Regions from separate parts of the Homo sapiens genome. Here region 1 is linked to region 2. Evidence: chromatin loops called from intact Hi-C (ENCODE). Cell type or tissue: K562. All regions are shown on one strand. Region 1 holds the start of HOXB2 (homeobox B2). Region 2 holds the start of HOXB9 (homeobox B9).

Evidence for each region. Peaks named below come from ENCODE experiments on the same cell type or tissue, not always from the same donor. Only the 100,000 strongest peaks of a DNase experiment are listed, where the experiment ranks them.
Region 1: it touches region 2 in a loop (7-fold over the local background); 3 of 110 quality-filtered maps call a loop at or near these places.

The regions. Positions count from the first base shown.
Region 1 is chr17:48,542,186-48,550,185 of GRCh38, forward strand. HOXB2 (homeobox B2) reads right to left here and starts at 2,924. Exons shown (of 2, transcript NM_002145.4): 1 at 2,336-2,924; 2 at 470-1,562. The coding sequence starts at 2,726. The coding sequence ends at 883. It overlaps HOXB3 (homeobox B3), which reads right to left. Exons shown (of 5, transcript NM_001384749.1): 5 at 6,685-8,000. HOXB-AS1 (HOXB cluster antisense RNA 1) reads left to right here and starts at 2,166. Exons shown (of 7, transcript NR_102279.1): 1 at 2,166-2,227; 2 at 2,936-3,172; 3 at 3,310-3,379; 4 at 6,190-6,278; 5 at 7,704-7,761. RefSeq lists a silencer at 1,050-1,339 and an enhancer at 1,147-1,792. In K562, no CTCF peak of the experiment used is centred here; DNase peaks (open chromatin) are centred at 2,556, 2,966, 4,996, 6,286 and 6 weaker places; H3K4me3 peaks cover 6,165 bases.
Region 2 is chr17:48,623,426-48,631,425 of GRCh38, forward strand. HOXB9 (homeobox B9) reads right to left here and starts at 2,933. Exons shown (of 2, transcript NM_024017.5): 1 at 2,328-2,933. The coding sequence starts at 2,844. It overlaps HOXB-AS4 (HOXB cluster antisense RNA 4), which reads left to right and starts at 5,273. Exons shown (of 2, transcript NR_046611.1): 1 at 5,273-5,433. RefSeq lists an enhancer at 1,786-2,463 and a silencer at 3,874-4,029. In K562, a CTCF peak has its summit at 3,204; DNase peaks (open chromatin) are centred at 1,709, 2,506, 3,266, 7,856 and 4 weaker places; H3K4me3 peaks cover 7,577 bases.

The DNA.
Region 1 (8,000 bases), 81 kb before region 2:
TTGAGTTCGGAAAAAGGTCCTACACCGGCTTCGGTCATAAGAAGCAAAAGCCTAGGAAGCCCTTGGATTGTTCCCAATTCCAGTAAACTTCTGCCCCCGCCACGACCCTGAAGACTGTCCACAGGCTTCCTCTCCTTTCACCCTCCTCTGTTCGCTGTACACTCTCTCCCTCGACCTGCCCATCTCTATTTCCAAGCAGAGGCCCCAGAACCACCCGCTCAGGACCAAAGACCCTCTGCTGAGGGGCGGGGAGGTGACCCAGCTTCCTGCAAACTCCCGACTTTTGCCGGAGCCGTGGGCGAAGCGGCCATCAATCGGGTCACCTTTGTACCACCCGGACTTCGCCGGCCCTGGAGGCTTTGCTGCCATATGGGCCGCTGAACCTAATCAACTTCGCACAGGTCCTGGAGGGGTGAGGACCGGCCTTGGGGCCGCGGGGAAAGAGTTTAGGTCCCAACACAAACACTCGTTTTGGTATTATAAAGACATTTATTTAATCTATGAAAATAATGTACAATAAATACTTTCCCCTTTTCCTATTATTAAAGAATTTTAATAAATAATCTACAGTCTAAAACATAAAAAAGAGGAAAATAGGTCCCTCTAGTTATTTTTAAGAAAGTCCCCCTAGAGTTTAATTATTCCTGAGATTTCATTGGAAGGAGTCTACCAAACGGAATTTTTCTGTGTGAATTTTAAAAGATAACCGAGTGCCCAATATTTTAGAAGAAGAAGAAAGGGAGTGGATTAAACGCTAATTCAGTAATACCTGAATTTTAGCAAAACACATAAGTCTATGCGACTGAGGGTGGGAGAGGCTCGATTTTTCCAGTAGACGGCCAAGGAGCGCGGGGGTCGAAAGGACCGGGAGGAGGAAACAGGTTAGGGAAACTGCAGGTCGATGGCACAGAGCGTACTGGTGAAAAAATCCAGCTCTTCCTCGGAAAAAGGGACCGGGCTGTCGAGAGAACCCTGTAGGCTAGGGGAGAGGCCTCCGGATAGCTGGAGACAGGAGTCGGCCGCGAAGAAGTTGAGGTCGGGAAGGAAAGGTGAATCCTGGCGCCCCGAGAAGACGTCTTCTGGCAATGGCCCGGGCTCCAGCCCGCCGGCCCCGCGCAGCGCGCAGCCGGGACTCGACGCGCCTGCGCCCTCTAAGCGAACGGCTAAAGGCCGGGGGTCCGCGCTTAAGGCCCCCGGCACCACCTCCGGCGGGTGACAGCAGGCTTCCCACGCCGCCCGCGAGGCGGAGGGGCCGCCCGGGCTGGCCGCGGGTTCCTCGGCAGGGTCGCAGATGTCCTCCAGGGCTCCCGGGCAGGCAGGCTCCCCATCCGGCGGCTCTCGGTGCTGCGTCTGCCGCTTGTGCTTCATGCGCCGGTTCTGAAACCAGACTTTGACCTGCCTTTCGGTGAGGTCCAGCAAGGCCGCGATCTCGACGCGGCGTGGCCGGCACAGGTACTTATTAAAGTGGAATTCCTTCTCCAGTTCCAGCAGCTGCGTGTTGGTGTAAGCCGTGCGCAGCCTGCGCGCCCCGCCGCCACCAGCCTCCGGCAGTCCCAGGCCATCTGCAGGGAAAACAGGCTCGGCGTCATAGCGGGCCGTGTACTCAGCCCAACCTCAGTTCGGACTACCCCATCCTCCAAAACCAGTATCACCTCTCCCCTTCCTCGCCACCCCACCCCCGCCCCCACCCCAAAGCCGCTCGCTTTACTGCTTTTGGGTTTTCTTCTCTCCCTCTCTAGTCTACAGCCCCGGCCCGGGTCAGGGCAAAGCATTCAGAGCCGCCCACGGGCCACGCAGGGGGCGGAGAGCGGCTCCCTTCGGCGCCGGAACCTCAGATCCCCCTCCCAAGCCCTCCCAGTGGACCCCTCAATTCGGAACTTTCCAACTCAACCGGAGCGAGGGTCAGAAAGATTGTTCTTCACCCCTCTTCCTCCCTAGCTCTGAATTCTTCCTCTTCTCCTAGAGTTGGGGCAGAAAGGACCGAATCTTTTCTGCTTCTAGGGTCTATCCCAGCAACAACATACTCATTCCCCTACACAGATACGGGTGAAAACCTCAATCAAATCATTTTCTTCTAGCAGAAAAAAAGGCGTTTCCCCAACCAGCTTCCAAAATCAGCCATAGGGAGAGAAAGAGAGAGAGAGACAGAAAAAAAAAAAGACGCTGTTAGCGGCCAGGCCTGAACCCCAGTGGGATATTCTACTTCCCCATCCCAGGAATGGAGGGGGTAAGGAACCCCAACAGGCTCGCCACCATTTTTTTTAAACCTCCTTCCACTGCTTTTTCTCCCCCTCTTCTAGCTGCCCCTCACCCCACCCCCACCACGCTTACCGACCTGCAGGCGATCCGACCCCGGAGGCCGGAACGGCGGAGGCGGCCGGAGAAGGAGACGTGGCGGATTGGCTGGGTTTCTTGGCGGATTTCTTCTCTTTCATCCAAGGGAACTCGGGGGCCGGGGGGGCAGCGGGGAGTGGCGGCGGCGGTGGCGGCGGCAGAGCAGGCCCATCTTCGGCTCGCTTTTGGCTCCTGGGTCTCTGAAGGGTGGAGGCGCCGGGCTGGAGGCTGGGGAAGGTTTGCTCGAAAGGAGGAGGAGGAGGAATTAATGTCGACTCCTTGATTGATGAAGTTTGAAATGTCTCCAAGACAGCGGGGAAGGAAGTCAGACACTCGGCGAGCGACGGCTGGCTGTTTATAAACCCAATCTCCCTCTCAAATTCAAAATTCATGGCTTTCAATGGTGGGGGAGGGGGCTGCTGGGGGGGGCGTCAGGAGGGAGGATCGGAAGGGACCCCCCTCCTGCACCCCCCCCGATTTATGTAATGGAGCGATTTTGGGAGGGGGAGATTTCGGTCTCTCTTTTTTTTAATTTTGGGCCTTTATAATTGTATATTGCTGATAAATACAAGCGTATGGGGACTCTCTCTATTAAACCCAGGACTCCAGCGAAATTACAGGGAATTCGTGGTCACGGGACCGGCCTCCGCCAATCGCTCGTCTGGGCCTGGTGGAAAACAGAGAGCATTATTTGGTTTAATTGATTCAAAAACACCAGAGGACCACGACCAGGACACCATGAGCCCCCATTCCTACACCAGTGCCTCACATGCTCTCTCCCCAATGCCTCCGTTTCTCCAGAAAAGCTAGAGGAACCTTTTCCTCATCCCCTTCGAAGGTTAGAAGGTTTCAGAAGCCTGGAAAAGAAGAGACTCTAAGGGAGAAACCTTCCTCTTTTCCAAGTATTTTAATAGAGTAAATTAAGGCCTTCTTTACGTGGCCAGCAGCATCCCCTTCCCTTCTCCCCTTCCCCAGGAAAAGATGAGTGAGGATCTCCGCGTTGGAGGAAGAGGGAGTCGAAAGAGGCTTCCACTCTTTGAAAAAGGTCAGTATTAAGGTGAAAATAAGAAAGAGATTTACAATCATCACACCACTATCCCTGTTACCCTCCAAAAACAACAGTTAAATCTTGGGAAATGGACAGGAACTCCCAGGCAGACACATAGGAGTGAGATGGAGCATAAGGGGCATTTTTGGGCCTCTGGCCTCCATCGCTGTATGGTCTGGGTTCTCTTCTCTGCCCAGTGTTTGCAGCACTGCCTCTGCCCCTTATGTACCCCTGCTTTCCTCACTTTCAGGCTTCCATGCTTCTCTGTGACATCCCCCAAAAACAGGCAGAGTCTAAGATGTGCATGTACCCACTCAAGCCTCAAGCTTGTATCTGTATCCATATCCAGGGACATGAACAAGAACTGAGGTAGCCATTGGTTTAACTTAGAGCACTCTCAAAGTTCAGATCAGCGTTATGTGTGTGCATGAGTGTGGTGGGGAGATTTTCCCCTAGGACAAAGAGACTTTCCCTCCCATTTTTGCCATTGTGCTAGTTAAAAAAGAAAAAAGAAAAAAAAAAAAAAAAGAATCCCTGACAAGGAAGAATTCCCTGAAGATGGTAGGGGTGGAAATAATGACCACTGAGATGATATTCCATTTCTGGCTGCTGGGGGAAAATGTTTTTAAAATTTATTTTATTTTGAGGAGACCAAGATAGTCTGAAGTTTAGAGTGTTGTAATTTACTATGGGGAGAGGGCACAAGACTCTGAGCCCCAAGCAATTGGTGGGAAACTAGGCCTCAAAGCAGAAAATGAAAAGTCGATCTGGGGGAAGATTTTTAAATAAGTGGGTCAGACGGATGGAGAGGAGATGAGGCGATCAATCTTAGCCCCCTGACAGCTCCCTCCGATTGCATCAAAGAATTTGGCTCTTTGGGAAAGCAGAGCGAACAGCCAAAATTTCACATCCCTTAAAAAGGCCTGGGGGTGGGGGTGGGGGTGCAAAAGAGAAGGGTGATTCTGGGAGAGCTGGGAAACAGATGGGAAATGGGGACAGAGGGAAAGCGCTAAGTTGGGTGGAAAGTTTGCCTGGAGAACTCCCATGGCTTTGGCCTCCCCTCCCCCTCCTCTCTCTCTGCTGCCCAGCCAGGAGGAGAAGGCTGGTTAGCAGAGAAATGGCAACTGAGCCCGGAGCTGGAACTAGAAACTTTCTGTCAGTGTAACATCTGCGTGAGTACTTAAAAAGAAGGACAGAGAAGTCTGAGTAGAAGCATGAGGGTGGGGGAGAGGAGGATGGAGAAAGGGGAGTTGGAGGTGGGGGCTGCAGGGACCGAGGAGGCATGCTCTGGAGGGCTCAGAACAGAGAGAGCTGCTCTGACCTGGGCAAAGTGGCCAGCGACAGTAGTGTGCAACTAGGCTCCAAAGAAAACAATTTTTGCCATTTAGAGGTGTGGATGGGGGTGGGCATAGAATAATCCAAATAGTAGCTGTCTGGAAGTCATGCAGGGAGGCCTGAGAGTGGGTTCTCCCTCTGGCCACCCCCTTGAACACCTCTGAAAGTTTAGCAACAGCTTCTGTAGCTGGCTGAAGGATCCAGAGCTTATCTCAGGCAACTCGGGCAGACTGTCCCTGCAGGAAATACAGCTCTCTCTAACCCTCACTGACAGATTTTATGGCCAGATTAGCAAACAGCGGAAAACTTGGGTGTTAAAAGGGGCCCAGAGAACCCTCCTTTTCAGAGACATCCCTCCCCCGCCCCCCTGTCCTGCTGTGAATTTAACAGCACGGATATTTTACCCACGTCTTTGGCTGCTTTAGCTGAGCGCCTGGAATCTTCCAAAGAGAAGGATAGGGAACACCAAGCCAAGTTGGTTCTTATTTTTCTTGTTTGCAATTCCAGCTTCGAGCCAAAGCTCTGTTTTTCAAACTTAAGCTAAATTCTCTTTCTTGGCCTCTTTCCTGCTAGATAAATAACAACCCAACCCAGCCCCAGAGCCAAACATGGTGCTTCATCTAGTTATATCATTCAGAAAATGTTATTCAAGGAAGAAGAGAGAAAGAGAAAGAAAGAAAAACCCTTGAGCGTTATTTGATCCCAATCAAACTTTGCACGCTCTTATGCCTTTAAATTATAGCCTGACCCAATGCTAAATTGCTTGCTGCTTGGATGAGTCCAGTTAAAATCCTACTTGGTGGTGGGGAAGGGGGAGGGCGTAGAGTTCAGGTTGCTTTTTTATTGTTATTTATTGTTGCATAAAGACTATAATTACTAACCTTGGACTGCCAGGATGCAACATAAAAATGAAAATCAGCCCTCTCTTTAAGGCAGGGCCTGGAACGATTCTCACTCCCCCAACATCACTACCACCAAATATATGCTCCTAATTAAGCAATGCGGGCACATCGCTTACAATTAGAATTATGCAGCTCTTCAGCAAGCAGCCATCGCTTCTCTTTCAACGAATTAGCTCCATATTTCAGCCGCCCTGTCTTCTCGCTCTTATCGGCTCCAGCGACTCGGCGGTGACATTTCATCTTTGACAGACCTTCTCTATTTTCACTCCAATGTGATAAAACTTTTATGGAACCACAACTAAGAAATGAAGTTTTCCCAAGGATGATGGAAACAGAGCCGCACATTAGCCTGGGGACCGTTTTATTTACGCTTGGATCCAACAGCTTCTCCCACCCTCCTCTCCCCTTTCTCTGGCAGGGGAAATCGAACGTGCTTCCCCTCCCTCCGCCTCGAGTTTTATTTAGTGATTTAATTTTACTTAGTTTTAAAGTTTGACCTGAGAAGTCTAGGCCTCAGTTTTGTTTTTTTTTTTTTTTTAGATTAATCATTTTTCTTTGTTTTCATTTTAGACCCAATGGTGGTTGGGCTTCGGGTCACGTGACACCTTCTTTGTGGCTCCGGAAGAGGATTGTGAAGTTTAGGTTTCGTGGAAGAAACCGTAATCGGCCAGATTTTCTTGGTGGTGGTGGGAAGGGGTGGGGGGTGGGGGGTGCATGGACGCTGTGGCCAAAGGAGCTAACAGACGAAAGGTCAATGAATGAAAAACCTAGAGGCATACAGGCCAAACAGAAAAACCTACAGAGAGCATCCAAGAGTCCCCCGTTACCTCCCAACTTGCTACTTAAACCACAGCTGAAGAAGTTGGCAAAATGTTACAGGCTCTTATGAGTGAGAAAATGGTATTTAAACTTAAGACATATCAAGGGGGAGACAGGAACCTGGGCAGTGGACAAAAAGGCCAGGGAAGGGTCTTCAGTGTCCTTGTCCTTGTCCTTCTTCCCTTGGGGGAAATTTGGCAGTCAGCAGCCTTGCTCTGCTATCTAAATTGGACCACCAGGACAAGATAAAATTGATAACAGAAAGTTTATTCAAGAATTGTTTGACAGACAACCCTTTTAGGTAAGGAAAAAAGTAACTACTGAAGAACAAAGAAAGTTCCAAGAGGGAATTAACTCTAGTTCTACAAATTCAGGACTATACAGTGACGATTAGGAGCTGAGTTCATGCCTTTTAGAACTAATTACAATTGTTCGTAAGTACGAGTTTAACATAAATCTACAGCTCTTTTCTAGAGTACAATAGTAACTAAAATAGCTGGTTTTACATGACAGGAAACACAATGTCCTTTGTAACAGGTAAATACTAAAAAAGTACAATTTTTTCCTTTTTTTCCCTCATATAAATACATAATGTAGGGGGATAAATAATACAAAAAAGAAAATATTTTAACAGGCTATAACCAATAAATATATATGAAAATGTTCACTAGAACACACGCTTTTTTGAGCAATGCTGGACTTCTGCAGGCCCAGACATCTCTCACAGTTGTTTTTACATCCATTAAAATGTAAATTCTAAGTGCAACAAAAGTGTCCTGTCAGGAGGCTGAGCAAGGCACACAGGCCCTGCCCAGCCCCTGCCTGGGACAGTTTGTTCAAATATACCCTGTTTTCACGTTAAGTCAAGAGAGCAACAGAAGAAAAGTATAGAACCTCGTGTCACCAACTGCTTTCTGTGGAGAGGGGGATGGAGCTGGAGCTGAGATGGAGGCAGCAGAATGGGCAAACCTTCAGTCCTAACAACCTGCCTGCCCTAGCCTCCACACTTTTCCTTAAAAAAAAATGTATATAATTTATAATATAGGCAGCTCTTTCAGGATCTCTCACCATCCCTGAGCCCTCTAAAAACTGTAATTGATGGGGGTGGGATGTATAGATATGAATGTTCTAGAGCAGAAAAACCGGGGGCTAGAAGTGTACCTCAATAAACCTCAAATGGGAACAAATTTGAGGTTTTGGGAAAGTTGGAAGGGAACGTGTTTTGTGCCTTTTGGGTTTGAAATGTGTTTTCTTATTTTTTAAAGGATAATTGAGGAAAAAAAAAAATCAAGATTTGGGGGGAATTACCTACAAAGATGTAAGGTAAGTCCGTTGGTTGGTGATGGCCTAGCCATCTTGTCTGGTTTTTAAAATGTGCTTTTCTGCCTCGTCCTGTCTCGTCTTCCTCTACCCCACTCCCGGGCGTGGAATTCCAACTTGGTAGTGCTGGAGCCCTGGGGTTGATGGGGTCATCTCCAATATGATGTGGATTCCTTTCCGATGGGTTGGCAGGCAGATGGAACAAGGGGTGGAAGACTTAAAAGCAACCTCTCAGGCCAGGG
Region 2 (8,000 bases):
TGCTTAGGACTCAGGTCAGAGTTCAGCATGGTTGAAGTCCCACCAGCAGCACTCCCAGGCTGACTAGGGGTGGGTGGCTGACCTGAAGGGTCCTGGCTCTAGGAGGTGAGAGGAGGAGTTGGGTGGGGAAGTGAGATGTCTGTTCAGTCACTGCATTTGGGGTGTCACTTCACCCCAAGAGACCTCTCAGCCCTTCAGTCCAGTCCCAATATCCCCTGCCTTGATCACAAACAAGCTTGTGTCTCTAGACCACATGGCAGCAGGCATGTGTGTCTGCGTAGAAATCTCCCCCCCTGCCACCACCACACACCACGAATATGGGTCTGCACTTAGAGCCACAAACAGCCAGCACACTCCAATTCACACGCAATGCAATTGCAACCATTTATCAACTCCAGCTTATGGACAGGGGAGCACTGGGGGCTCACAGATAACTTATGGTTGCAATAGTCTCTCTCCTTTTCAGCTCCTGCTCAGCTCACAGTTTGGTTAACGCAAGTGCAGGGAAATTAGGGAATAAAATTGCTCCAGTCCCAAGGTGGGGAGCCAGGGGTGATGTGGAGGTAAAAGGAAGCCCTTCACAGCACACCTAGCCTTAATTGATCCTATGTGGGGGCTGGAGGGGAGAAGAGGGTAACCGAGTGGAAGAGAGGAAACAAAAATATATACAGGCTTCTCTTCTTACCTTCTCTCCCCCTACTCTGGAACTCAAAAAAGTTGCCAAATAAAGCTAAGCCAATTAAAAATAACAGCCACCAGCTACTAGCTTCCTTCTCCCCAAGTGAAAAACACTGGATTTTTTTATATAAAAAATTTGGTTCATCCTACACTAAGTACCGTGTCTTACCAATTTGCAGCGCTATTTCCTTAATGTGATTGCCTGGGATGGGACCCGCAGCCGCATTAAATATGAAAGAGGGAAAAAACTGTTAATAATTGATCCTAGCCAAATGGCTGCCTTGCCATAATGGGCTTTTCAGGCAGAATTTGGGGGTTTAGGGTGGGGGATCTGTTTGGGAGTGTGCGGGGAGGGTTGGGGAAGAATGTGTTCCCTAAATGCCAGCTCTTAGGATTCCACCTGGCAGGTTGGAGGTGACAGGACCCTGCAAGGAATGGGGCTGCTCTTTACTCTCCAGCAGGCAAGGATGCTCTAAAGGGCCCTGGGGCCACTCCGTCAATGGGAAATCTAGCAGGGCAAGGAGAGACTAAAACATCCCTACTTCCCAAAAAGAGTAAGAAACGAGGACCTGATCCACCAGCCTGCGAGTCATTGTTTGAGGCTGAGTTCCCTCACCGATGAGCCCTTCTCAACCTTAAAAATAAATAATAGGAGAACCCTCTCTTCTCATCTAGTAGCACCTCCTGAAAATCAGCCAGACTTGGCGTTCTGGCCGGGGTGCTTTTGAGGAGTGGGAGGTGACGGGAAACTACCCACAAAGGGTAAAGTTCTCCGCCTCTCTGCAACTCTCTCTTCCCCCCACCCCTCCTCTCCCCGGGGTCCCTTCGAGATGCCCCGATATTCGGAAGCGATTCCCCGACTCCCCAAGAGGCGGACAGCCCGGGCTGGGGCTCGGGAGCCCCGCAGAGAGCAGCGGGGGACCGCAGAAAAGGAAGCGGTAGCCCCTGCGAGGACGCCGAGGAGGAGAGGGGCCACCGGAGGGAAGGCTCCCGGGGAGGGGCCGGCGCATCCGGGGAGGGGGCTCAGTCACCGCGTCCTGGGCTTCCCCCGCCCCTCCTGTCGCCGGTTGCGGACTCTGCGCGGCTACAGCGCGAGATCTGCTAGGAACAATCCTCCGCCAAGCTGTTGCATCGCAAATAAAATCCTAATGAGCTCCCTCCCCCTTCCCCTTGGCCGGCTTTTACGGTCTGCGCGTGGCGCGGGGAGCTCTGCCAGCCGCACGGCCCCGGGCAGCCCAGTGCGCTCCGGCCCTTGCCCTCGCCGGCTCTCGGCCTCGCTGGCCGCTGGCCCCGGCCCCCGCCAGCTCCTCTCCCGGCCGTCGCCGGTCTCTGGCCGGGCTTTCAGCTGGGGCCTCCGGGAGAGAGGGGGAAAGAGGGCCGAGAGAGCTGCAAGTCGATCCCCGAGCCCCTGTTCCCCGCAGGACTTGGAGAAGTGGGGGCAGCGCTCCTCTGGCGGCCTCAGTCTCCCCTTCTAGAGCACGCAGCTTTCCCCTTCCCTCCGTCTTTCCTTCCTCTCCCCTCCTCCTCCCGGCCCGCTCTCCGGCCACCGCCGCAGTTTCCCTTCACATTGTCCGCAGTTTATTGCCTTTCCCCTCCCCGCCCCCCTCCTGGCCTTCGGCCTGGGTATTTCCTCACTTTTTATAACTTACTTTGATCCGGCCTCTCTTTGTCCTCGCTTCCTTCGCAAATTTTATTGTCCCCGTAGCCGGGTCTTTGATTAGACAGCACGGCCTCCCTGCCCGCCGAAGTTTCCAAACTGTACTCGGGCGTGCCCTGTTTGAGCAGCTCCCCAGGCGCGCCCAGCAGCGGCTCCGCCTTCACCGCCGCCTGGCCCTGCCCCGGGGCCGCTTCGCCGCGCGGCGCCGGCTCCAGCCAGGTGCGGAGGTACCTGCTCTCGGCCGGCGGGACGCCCTGGGGCTGGATGTAAGGGTGGTAGACGGACGGCAGGCTCCCGGACGCGTGCGGGCTCAGCGGCGCCCAGGAGGCGCCGAACACCGGCGCTTTGGGCTGGAAGCTGCACGAGGGGAACTCCAGGTGCTCCGCGTGGCCCGGCTGCCGCGAGCTCGCGTACTGGCCAGAAGGAAACTTGGCTGGAGGCGCGTCCTCACTCTCGTGACTTATGATCGAGTCGACATAATAGCTGCTAAGCGTCCCAGAAATGGACATTCTCAGACATTATCCGGGCGCTTGCAGGGGGAAGGGAAGCGCTCGCGCGGCGGCGCCCAAGCAGGGAGAGGTGGCACCCGGACCGGTGTGAGGGCTTTCGGACGCGACCCCCCCAGCCCCCCACCCTCCCACCCCCACCCCCTGCTCAACTTCTCAGCCAACAAAGTACAGTGGAGCAGCCCGTCTCAGCTCTCCTTGCAAAATGATTGGTCAAAGTTTTTCCGACTGCCTGATAAAGCGTCAGCTCCGACATAAATCAATCGGGCGAGGGGGCTGCGCTCTCGCTGTCATCCGTCCGCACCGCACTCCATATCGAGGATGGATTGTTTTATGCTGATGCAATGTGCTATCACGTCAGGGCTCCGGCGGCCACGTAACCTCAGCCCCAGCTACCGGCCGCCCGGTCCCCCCCTCCCGCTGCAGGAAGGGGGGCAGTTCTCAACATGGGGCGGCGGGGGCGGAGGAGAGGCGGAGGGAAGCGGCGGGCTGCCTTGGGAGGGACGCAGGCTGTAGAGCCCTCTCCCCAGGCGGGTCGGGGAGGGAGGGAGAGCAAGGGCGGAGGGAGGGAGAGAGCCCCAGCCCGGGGAGAAGCCATAGAGGCCCGAGAGGATACTGGAAGAGGAGGTGCTCCTGTCCCCCCACACACACCTCCACCCCGCAGGCCCTCATTTCCTCTTCTCTTTCCCCTTGACAAAAGATGTTTATTAAACAACAACAGCAGCAGCAATCCACAGGAGATGAAGTAAAATGATGAGGGGAAAAGTTGGGGATTTTAGGACGTTGTCCGCTTTGGAGGGGGCTCTCCTTGCACTCTTTGTAGAGATTTACATGACTGCGAGCTTCCCTGGGCCCCTCAGTAGCTGAGGGAGGAGGAGAGAGGTGAATAAAACGACTGAGTGTCCAAGAATCCACTATCTGTCCTGAAATTAGAAACTACTTGAGGTTAAAGGGATCCATCAGGTCCCGGAAACGTGAGCCTAGGAAAGAGTTTAATACAAGGAACCAGAGCGCCTTTACATTTATTGGGCCTTTCTCTGACTCTGGCCAGAAGGATGGATTTAAGATGGTGGTGGTGACGTGGGGGGTGGGGGTGAGGGAAGCCATTTCTCCTTTTCTCCACTGAATAACCACCCAGGCCCCTAAATTTGCCCTGATGAGGGAGCTAAATAGGAGAAAGGGTTAAGGCCACTTTCCTGAGGTGTGACCAGAGCAGAGGCCTGGGAAAGGATCCCCAGTCAGCAAGGGAAGGGGTCCCAAGTTATCTCCCCTTCCATCCAAAGAGGAAGGAGCCTGGGCTGAGTTTTCAGCCCTCCTGTACTACTCCTCTCACCTGAGGCTCCTGCTCTGGAGATTTCCAAACACCGATATAGGGGCCAGTGTGGACAGCGAGCCCATGGTCAGTCTCTTCCCCTCACTGCCTTACCCCCTGCAGACCCCTTCATTGGAGCTTCCAAATAGCCCTTTTTATATATATCTATTCTGTGGCCCTGCACAGGGACTCCCCCGGGGCCCACCGACTGGCTTCCTCGCTCCTCTCCCAGCCCCTGCTCCTCAGCTTCTGCCCTGGTTGCAGTCGCCTCTCCTGGCACTTGGGGAGGTGTGACCCCTGGACAGACCCAGTTCTCCTCTGGTTAGGCTCAGGGGTAGATTGGGGTGGATTTCTCGGCAACTCTCTGACTCTGAGTCCTAATAAGGCAGGCTGCCCTCAGTCCGGTCCTTTTAGCAAAAGAGGGGCCACTCTAACTTGAGTCCGTATCTTTTTGGCCACCTACCCCTCTGCCTTGTAGAAGGCTGCGGATCACCTCCCACACAGGCACACACTCCCACCCGCTTGTCTTTCCAAATGAAGCCATCTCGTGTCATTACACGTGAAATACGAGGGTGAAGCGCCATATTTCTTCACATTATGGCGATTTCAAAATGATTTTTTAAAGATCAATGCCGGCGCCCATCTGGCCCCCTCCTTTCCCACCCCTGCTCTCCGAGGGTGACAGCCCGGCAGATCCGTAACCAAACAGCATGAAGGTCTGCCTTTTCCATAGGACCCAAGTGGGGAAACAAAAATCCGATGCAAATTCTTCCAAGCAGAGGTTGGACGCTTGGGAAAGTCGAGGGAGCTCCCCGGACTCACCAGCGAAAAAGCTGGGCACTGAGCGAATGAATCACAGTTAAGGCAAAGCACCTGTTCTCAATTTGCCAGCCCTATGAAGTCTGCTGTTGGCTTTACCTGTCATAAATACACTCTTCAGGAAAAAAGATTCCCTCCCCCGCCATAAATAATGGTGTTATGAAGCATGGTGGGCTGAGTATATGATTTCTGTAGTATATAAATTAGGGCCTAAAAGGACATGTTTACTACGGACTGGGGTTTTTTTATTTATTGAAAAGTCACAGCGCTGGGCTGTCCTTAAGACCCAAGCAAAGCAGGCACTGCGCTCTGACTGCCGTCTTCCTGGTTCCCCTTCCCTCTCCTGCCCTGACTTTGCAGCTGCCTCTCTGCAACAAGAGAGGAGTCAAGAGGACCACTCAGTTTAGGGAAGAAGTTAGAGGAAGAAGAACACTTGGGCTGATGGCTTGTGCTCTACAAGGGTGAGTTCTCCCAGCAGACAAGATTTGGGTTTGTGGGTTGCTGTCTGTCTGAGGAGTTGCCCTTTATTCCCTGGTGGCTCCTGAGTGCTGGGTGAGAAGGGGACTTAGGCCTCTTTTCTGAGATCGGAACTTAGCCTTTGCTCATGAAGAAGCTGGAGAGTGGAGACAATTTTAAAATGACAGGTTTTGGAGGTCTTGGTCTTCTCAGGGAGCAATGACTCCAGAGGAAAGAGAATGAACTGGCCCCTAAGCCCTGTAGTCTGCATCCCAGCTCTTTGCCGTCCAGGTAAATGCACCAAGCAAGGAGTCCCACCCCAGCCAAGCTTTCTGGAAAGCACTGCTGCCCCAAACTGGAGTTCAACTCCAGCTCAGGCAAATGATTAAAGGGTCAGCTGAGAGACTGTGGACTCCCTCCCACCAAAAAAGCCTTGTTTTCTCCCCAGACAATGGTACCCACCATGAAGGAGGATAGCAAACAGGATTGTGGCTCCTGGAGCCCAGCTTCCAAAGACACTTAGTAAAGGGGTTGCTTCAGTGGGGGTCACCTTATCCTAAGAGAGCAAAACTGCTCCATACCCCACCCCCAATCCTAAACAGAAAGAAGGAAAACCCTGCCTTCCCTTGCAGCCTTTTGCCATTCCCTGCACTGGAGCCTCGCCTGAACACAGCTGGGGCCAGTAGCTGGTAGCTTGGAGAAGGGCAAGCAGGGAAAAAAGCGCAGCTCCTGGCCACACTGGGGCCCAGAGCAGCCAACAGTGAGGCCGAGGTTTGAAGAGCAGAGGCCGACCAGCCGGTGAGTGCCTATGCTGTGGGGGTGACTTTTGGAAGGGTCCTTGTCAGTAAGAAGAGAGAGAAAATCTAGAGGAAGGGAAGGAAATGGGAGAAGAAAGAAAAACAATAAGTGAGAATGGGGAAAAATAGTTTGTTTTTAATTAATAAGCTTAGCTGAAATTTACGCGTGTTTAATGTAAATAGATGTGTGTGTCCTATATGTATATTTCAAATCAATATTTCTGTATGGGGAACCCAGTGTGCAAATGCACTCTGCTCTATACTGTATATAGAATATGTAATAAATAAATCTGCCCAACTATGAAACTTGCTGTGCTTGGGCGTTCGTGTATGCAGGATCTAATCGTGCATATGTGGATGCATGCATAACCTCTGTGAGTGATGGAGGTTTCTGATTCTGCTCGTGTAAGAAGATCAGTTACCCAAAAGGTTGTGTGTACATTTTTATAACCATCACACACCTATGGAAAAGGCAAAAGCTTGGGTATTTGTGTACTTGAATTATGGCTATAAAATATTAGCTAATTCAGATGTCGCACTTGAAAATCTGTCCCTTGACTTGATATTCAAGCAAAATATACAGCGTATCCTCAAACAAGTGCATATGACTTAACACTACGTTGATTCTACGACAACTTCTTTCCAAAATGTTTCTCTGGAAGGTAAAATAAATGCTTCAAAGTGGCCCAGAAGAGGTTATGAAATTTTGTGACTTCTTTGTTTGACCATAAAATCCTTTACTGTGTTTCTTACCCAAGACCGCAGGGACGGTGTGCATTGTGTGATGCCTATTTCATGACAGCGATGAGCGCGGGGGTGGAGGCACAGTTACTTATAAGCACATGTGTCTCACAGAATTATGAAGCAGAGGTGGACAGAGATGAGCCGAGTGTGAAAGTGACTGTGGAGGTCAAGCAAAAGCACTGCTGTGTACAACAAAATTAGAAAAGTCCCCAAATCTATGTCTCCAAGCACCAGAGGTATTTCTTCAGACTCAAGATCACAGTCCAGACCCACTCTGGGAAAGAGTGAGGCATGAGGACACTTGCCCCAGTGGGAAAGGACACAAGATCGCAAAATCCTTACCCTTTATGCAAAACGGCCTCCAAAACAGGTATCACATCGAATCTGCATACTCAGGTTCAAATCTCGGTGCTTCCACACCCCCCAAGTGGGGATCTTAATTGTGAAGTAATGAAATCTTCTGCCAAACCTCCCTCCCAGGATGTCAGAGGTGAAAGGAAGGACTGAGAGGTCAGTGGCCCAAGCCCACCTCAGGAATCTTCTTACCAACTCTCAGCCATCAAGGATATCCAAGGCGATGGGGGTGGCTGACTCCTTGGGAGGGGGCATCCAGGAGGCCAAACGGGGTGGGCGGCAGGCAGGCGGAAAGGAGGCGAGCAGGTAGAAGGTTATTACGAAATTGCTTCCATAAAACCTGTGGCTGTTGTAAAACTCTGCTTTCCAAAGACTTTATTTCCTCCTTTCTCTCTAACATTCTCCTTTTTTCTTTTTACAGCACTTTTCCTGGGAGGGGGTGGCCAAGGGACACCAGGGATGGAAGACAGTCAGGCTCTGAGTGACTGGGCAGGTTTGTGAGAGGCCCAGGGAGAAGTGAGATAAGGCCGCAGGGACGCGCCAGGCCATCTCCACCCAGACCAGAGGATGAGAAACTGTCAAGGGACAGAGTTGTTAGCCTTTGCTTATCAGGACAGTGGGTTGAAGGCTCCATTTCCCCTAGGCTAGGGGTGGGTCTCCCTAATGCCCCTCTGCTC